Regions from separate parts of the Homo sapiens genome. Here region 2 is linked to region 1. A link is an interaction called in ENCODE POLR2A ChIA-PET data of the cell type or tissue named here. Cell type or tissue: Panc1. All regions are shown on one strand. Links, peaks and the distances in the headings refer to the core of each region. The heading gives the core; the rest is flanking DNA. Region 1 overlaps LOC107984238 (a long non-coding RNA gene). Region 2 holds the start of LOC124900287 (a long non-coding RNA gene).

Region 1 (2,922 bases), core at 335-2,834:
CTGAGTGACCTTGAGAAAGTTACTTAATTTCTCTAAGCATCCATTTTCTCATGTAAAAAATAGGGATAACAATGGTCTCAATGTTCCTGTGTGTACAAAGATTAAACTAGACAGCCTATGTGAAGAGCTCAGGGTATATAAAATTCTTCATCTATATGAGCTATTATTTCTGATTTCATCTCTCACAAGAACACGGAGATACAGAGGAGAAAGAACACAGGAAGGAGAAGTGTATGCAGCTTTATGCATCTGTTTATTCCTTGGTTTCCATTTTTCCTTCATGCTGAATGGAAGGCTCTTGTGAAAGGAATGTTGTCTTCCATTCCCAGAAGAATGGAAACTGGGGACGCTGTACTGAACCCGAGAGACTAGACTAAGGGAAGTGCAGGGCTGAGCTGTACTGCATTCCCAACTTGTCCTAATGATTTTGAGAAGCAGAAGAATTTAATGGCAGGCAGCTGATTTGCATCCATTTACCTGTCTTCACTGTGGCAGGTAATTCTGGGCCACGTCAGGCACAGGTAAATATAAAGCCCCACGGAAATATTATCTCATGCTCACATTTAAAATCACAAATCAAAAAATAAAATAAAATCACAAATCAAGGATCTGTGAATCATCTTGCAATCTGGTTACTTCACATTCTAGCATTATATTTAATGTCAAACTATCCAATATTTAAGATCCTTTATCACAATCAGTAGAGAATGGTGTGTGTTTGAGGGTAGTGTTGCTGCTGCTAAGTTAAAGAATGTGTCTGAGGAATGGAACTTTCCCTCCATTTGTCCTATCTGCTTCTTACTCAAGTATTTACAAATTTGGTTTAGATTTCTGAAGTCAAGTAAATAAATGAATTTTATAAAGTTTTTCTGTGAAAAAAAAAGAATAACAAGTGAAAACATTCTGGAAGACTCACTTATTCAGAAATACTTTATCAGTAGCTCAGCGGTGTGTGTGTGTGTGTGTGTGTGTGTGTGTGTTTATTGGACATTTTTATGGAGTTATTTGGCAGAGTTTGAAAACTCTGAGATATGAAAACTATCTGATCATTTTCTTTGCTTTGACAAATTCTGCCTGAGTCCCCTGTTCTTGAAGTCTTCAAATGAATGCATAATTATCTATAAGCTATTGCACACATTGGTTTGCAAAGGAGAAAAGGCAGGGAGTCAACTTTGCTTAAATGGAATGAATGTTCGTGATTGAATCCTTGTTGGTGTGTGTGCTTCCTGAATCCCTTAGAAGGCTGTGTTCCTAAGACAACATGGAAAATCAGAGGGGATGTTGCAACACATCACCCAAGGGAATGGAAATGTAAGTCTGAGTATAAAATTGAAGACGTCCATCTGTAGGAACAGTGAGTAACTCAGTGAGTGCCCTAAACCAAATGAAACCCAGGTCTTCCTTGGCGTACAGTCATCTGATCTCTATCTCTCTGGCTAAGTGATAATGTGAAGGAGGAGGCCTGAGCTAGCCCAGATTAATCAAGCATGAGAAACTGATTAATATTTTCTTATTTGTCACTTACTTCAGAATAGATTTTTCACATAAAAATATCTGGTTGGATAACTGTTTCAAGTAATATGTGTAAATTTAGTTTTTCTTGCTTGGGGTGTGATTGCTGAGACCTCTAAGAAATGTGAATGTTGGCCGGGAGTGGTGGTTTCACGCCTGTAATCCCAGCACTGTGGGAGGCTAAGGCAGGCAGATCATTTGAGGTTAGGAGTTCAAGACCAGCCTGGCCAACATGGTGAAACCCTGTCTCTACTAAAAATACAAAGAAATGAGCTGAGCATGGTGGTGCGTGCCTGTAATCCCAGCTACTGGGGAGGCTGAGGTATGAGAATCACTTGAACTCAGGAGGCAGAGGTTGCAGTTAGCTGAGATTGCGCCACTACACTCCAGCCTGGGTGACAGAGTGAGACCTTGTCTCCAAAAAAAAAAAAAAAAAAAAGGAAATGCAAATGTTGTTAGTAGAGAAAAACCTAAATTAAATAAGAATTGAATATATAGGGAAACCGTTTAGTCAACTATGAAAAAAACGCTAGCTCCTGGCTTTGGACCTGTAACAAAAAAACTTTAACCCACAATCAGGAGATTCTGCAGATAATTTTAGTTCTGCTACTAACGTTTATGAATAAATTGTGTCAACTCTCTGAACAGTTTCCTTTTCTTGAAAATAAGAAGGAGAGTGTTGGACTTTGTGGTCTCAAACTCTATGATTCTGCCCTGTCTAAACATAGATGAAGTTTTCAAGATCTCTATCTATGGGGAGGCAGGATGATGCCTTCATAACTTTACTGTGGTTTCTCAATCTTTTCATTAACTAATTATGTCATATTTAAGCTCTACAAAAGATGTAAGCAATTAAACTGTAGTTATATGGTTATATAAACTGTCAGGTAAAGATACACGGATATAATTTCAATTCTTCCTGCACTCCCACTTCAGCTACACATAGAGGAATCTTTAATTAAAGGCATAAACCTAAGGCAACAAGAAGACTGTGGTTGCCTCCCCAACCGAACAGTAGGAACCTACCTAGAAATCACACAAAACAGACGCTTGATTTTTCGTGTAACACCTAGGCTTAGTTTGTGTTTTGTTGCACATGCCAATGGGAATCCACAGCAGCAGCATTTTAGAAGCTGGAAAGCCGATGCAGTAGTGGGTACTGACTCAGTAAACCTGAGAATGCCAAATCCTAAACTGACGCTGTGAAGATGAGAACCAACTGGATTTATGCCACACAACCCTGAAAAGCCTCAAAATAGGTGGCGTCAGGGCTGCAGGAGTAGAAGGGAAGTGAGGCTAAAAGAGGACTAAGTCCCGGCCTGGTGGCTCATACCTGTAATCCTAACACTTTGGGAGGCCGAGGCAGGCGGACTACCTGAGTTCAGGAGTTCGAGACCAGCCTGGGCAACA
Region 2 (2,922 bases), core at 99-2,598, 420 kb before region 1:
ATACTCTACAATGATAGAACTGTAGTATTAACAGTCTTATCTCCAAACTTTATCAGCTCATTATGATACAGAACTTTTTTTTTGAGACAGAGTTTCACTCTTATTGCCCAGGCTGGAGTGCAATGGTGTGATCTCGGCTCACTGCAACCTCCACCTCCTGGGTTCAAGTGATTCTCTTGCCTCAGCCTCCAGAGTAGCTGGGATCCAGAACTTCTAATGGAATCATTCCTTCAGGTCTAGGATTTATGATTCTACCTTATTTTAGGGAAAACACCTCATTACTACAATGAATTTTAATATACTGTAAGATAAACATGCGGTATAATTTTGGACAACCACATTCCGTATCAAATCTCTAACGGTTTTAACTAGTGACCTTTGTTTTATTTCTTTATTACATTTAAAAGCAAAGAGGAATGTGATGCCTAAAAATACTGGACTAACAAGCCAGACCAAGCCAGGTTAGTTGGTATGAATCATGTACAACTTTCAGGTAAGAAATAATCTCTTCCACATTCTCTATGAAGCAACCCCAACCTGAAAACTGTAGGTGTGTGCACGGCCAGTAGCCAAAATCCATGATAAAATGATTTCAAAATCATGCTAAAAGCTAAATATTTCATTTCATTATCAAAATTTTTATGTGAATGTGATCAAAACTGTTATCAAAATTTAATGGAAAGTTTTTTTGAACTTCTATAATCATACTCCAAAGTAAAGCAACAATACCACAGAGATTATAGTAACAACAAAAAAAAAACTATTTTTTTTTGAGATGTAGTCACGCTCTGTTGCCCAGGCTAGAGTGCAGTGGCGCGGTCTCGGCTCACTGAAACCTCTGCCTCCCAGGTTCAAGCGATTCTCCTGCTTCAGCCTCCAAAGTAGCTGGGATTACAGGCGCCCGCCACCACGCCGGTTAATTTTTTTTTGTATTTTTAGTAGAGACTGCATTTCACCATGTTGGCCAGGGTGGTCTCGAACTCCTGACCTCATGATCCGCCCGCTTCGGCTTCTCAAAGTGCTGGGATTACAGGCATGAGCCACCGTGCCTGGCGTAACAAAAAACTATTAAAAGTACCTTTAAGAAGCAATAATTTATTTTCTCCTCCTTCTTCCCAGCTAGCTAAAAAACACAGTAGAATCTGCAGATTTCCCCACTGCTTCCTCTCCCTTTTCCCTTCCCCCCTACTTCAAAGAATGTTAAGTGTAGCCAGGCATGATCAGGAAACCTAAAAGGAGGAAGTAGAAACTTATTTGTGTGCACAGGGAAGGAGAAAGACACTTAACAATATCGAGGCCTGTTGCTTCAGTGGCCTAATTAATATATATCCATTATACTCTCTGAAAATGTTGGTTCAATTTCTCTTTTTAGTCATGTTTCTTTCCAAAATACTAAAAACTATAATATATAATGATTGCATCCTGGAATACCCAACTAAACGTCACCCAAAAATCTGACCAGTGCCGGGCGCAGTGGCTCACAACTGTATTCTCAGTACTTTTGGAGGCCAAGGCGGGGTGGATCATCTGAGGTCAGGAGTTCAAGACCAGCCTGGTCAACATGGCGAAAACCCATCTCTACTGAAAATACAAATATTAGCTGGGAGTGGTGGTGCACACCTGTAATCCCAGTTACTCAGGAGGATGAGGCAGAAGAATTTCTTGAAACCGGGAGGCGGAGGTTGCAGTGAGCTGAGATTGTGCCACAGCACTCCAGCCTGAGCGACAGAAAAAAAAAGAAGAAGAAGAAAAAAAGCTGACCAGGTTAACTAACTTAATACTTGCTATCTGATATTCAATACATTCAAATCATTCAGAGAAAAGAGTGGGCTTCAAACCAATGACTTAAAAGTGAAAGGACTTGTATTAATCCTGACTCATCTGTTTCCTAACCACTACCTTAGTTTATCATTCTGATTTAATGAAGAATAAGGCTGTGCAACTTGTAAAGGAAACTAAAGAAAAACATACTGCTACTGAATAAAATGCTGAGAAATCAAGGATAAAGGTGGCAGACTGGGAATTCCCACTGAAAACATTTAATTAGATTCACAGCAAAGCATCATTTCTGGAAATTTTAAAAACTTACATGTACCTACCACTCTAGACTAAAAAATAATATACACAAAGGCCATTTCCAAAGAGAATTTTCCCCCACCTACTTAAAAAGTTTATAAAGGATAATTAGCATCCATATTAAGAAACTGCCTCATGAAATTTTAAAAAGTGAGAAAGAAATAAGCTCAATTAAAAAGCTTATTCAAGTGTACCCAAACTCCCCTTGACTTACAGAGGGTTACCCTAAGGTTGAGATAGGTCAAGGCACTATTTACAAAATTTATGCCAGTAACAGCTGCCATTTTAAGAAGCTAAGGAATTTAATGTACTGCTTGGACAACTGGTTAGAAAACAATCAATCTGGTATAGAGCCATTGTAATTACACGAACTCTAAATTTTTTTTTCTTCTTTCTAGAACATTTCTGTATTTCATAAGATTTATTTAAATAAATAAATTTAACCATCTTAGGTATCTGTAGTAAATTTTCATTCAAAATAAGATAAATGTCTATCATTTACACATGGGAGAAAATATTTTTATATTTATAACCTGATCTTATTTAAAAACCCTAACTATAAAAAATGCACATAGAAAAGCTCTGCTATAAACCAGCACTTAGTCTAAAATTCGTAAGAAATTCTAAAACTAAGGTATGCTAGATCCCAAATCAAGTGCTCTCATGTTAATTCCTACTGATTTCTTTGAACTCGGAATTCACATTTTTCAGAAACACAATGGTTAAAATGTCAAGTCAATCACTTCACTTCTGGAAGATATGGCATCCTTCTAGGCCAGAGGGTGACTTAGTATATACACTAGCAGAGCAGATTAAATAGCTTACTAACAGAGACAAACATACAAT

The links. Peaks named below come from ENCODE experiments on the same cell type or tissue, not always from the same donor. Only the 100,000 strongest peaks of a DNase experiment are listed, where the experiment ranks them.
Region 2: POLR2A ChIA-PET joins it to region 1 with 11 read pairs; 3 of 35 experiments call an interaction of 5 or more read pairs at or near these places.

What each region holds. Positions count from the first base shown.
Region 1 is chr10:63,681,193-63,684,114 of GRCh38, forward strand. All of the region lies in intron 2 of LOC107984238 (a long non-coding RNA gene), which reads right to left. The region is part of intron 1 of LOC124902438 (a long non-coding RNA gene); the gene reads left to right. Among named protein-coding and RNA genes, the nearest start is that of REEP3, 160 kb to the left of the region's middle. In Panc1, for the core only: no CTCF peak of the experiment used is centred there; no DNase peak of the experiment used is centred there.
Region 2 is chr10:63,259,836-63,262,757 of GRCh38, forward strand. The region is part of intron 3 of JMJD1C (jumonji domain containing 1C); the gene reads right to left. It overlaps LOC124900287 (a long non-coding RNA gene), which reads right to left and starts at 1,552. Exons shown (of 2, transcript XR_007062158.1): 1 at 1-1,552. In Panc1, for the core only: no CTCF peak of the experiment used is centred there; no DNase peak of the experiment used is centred there.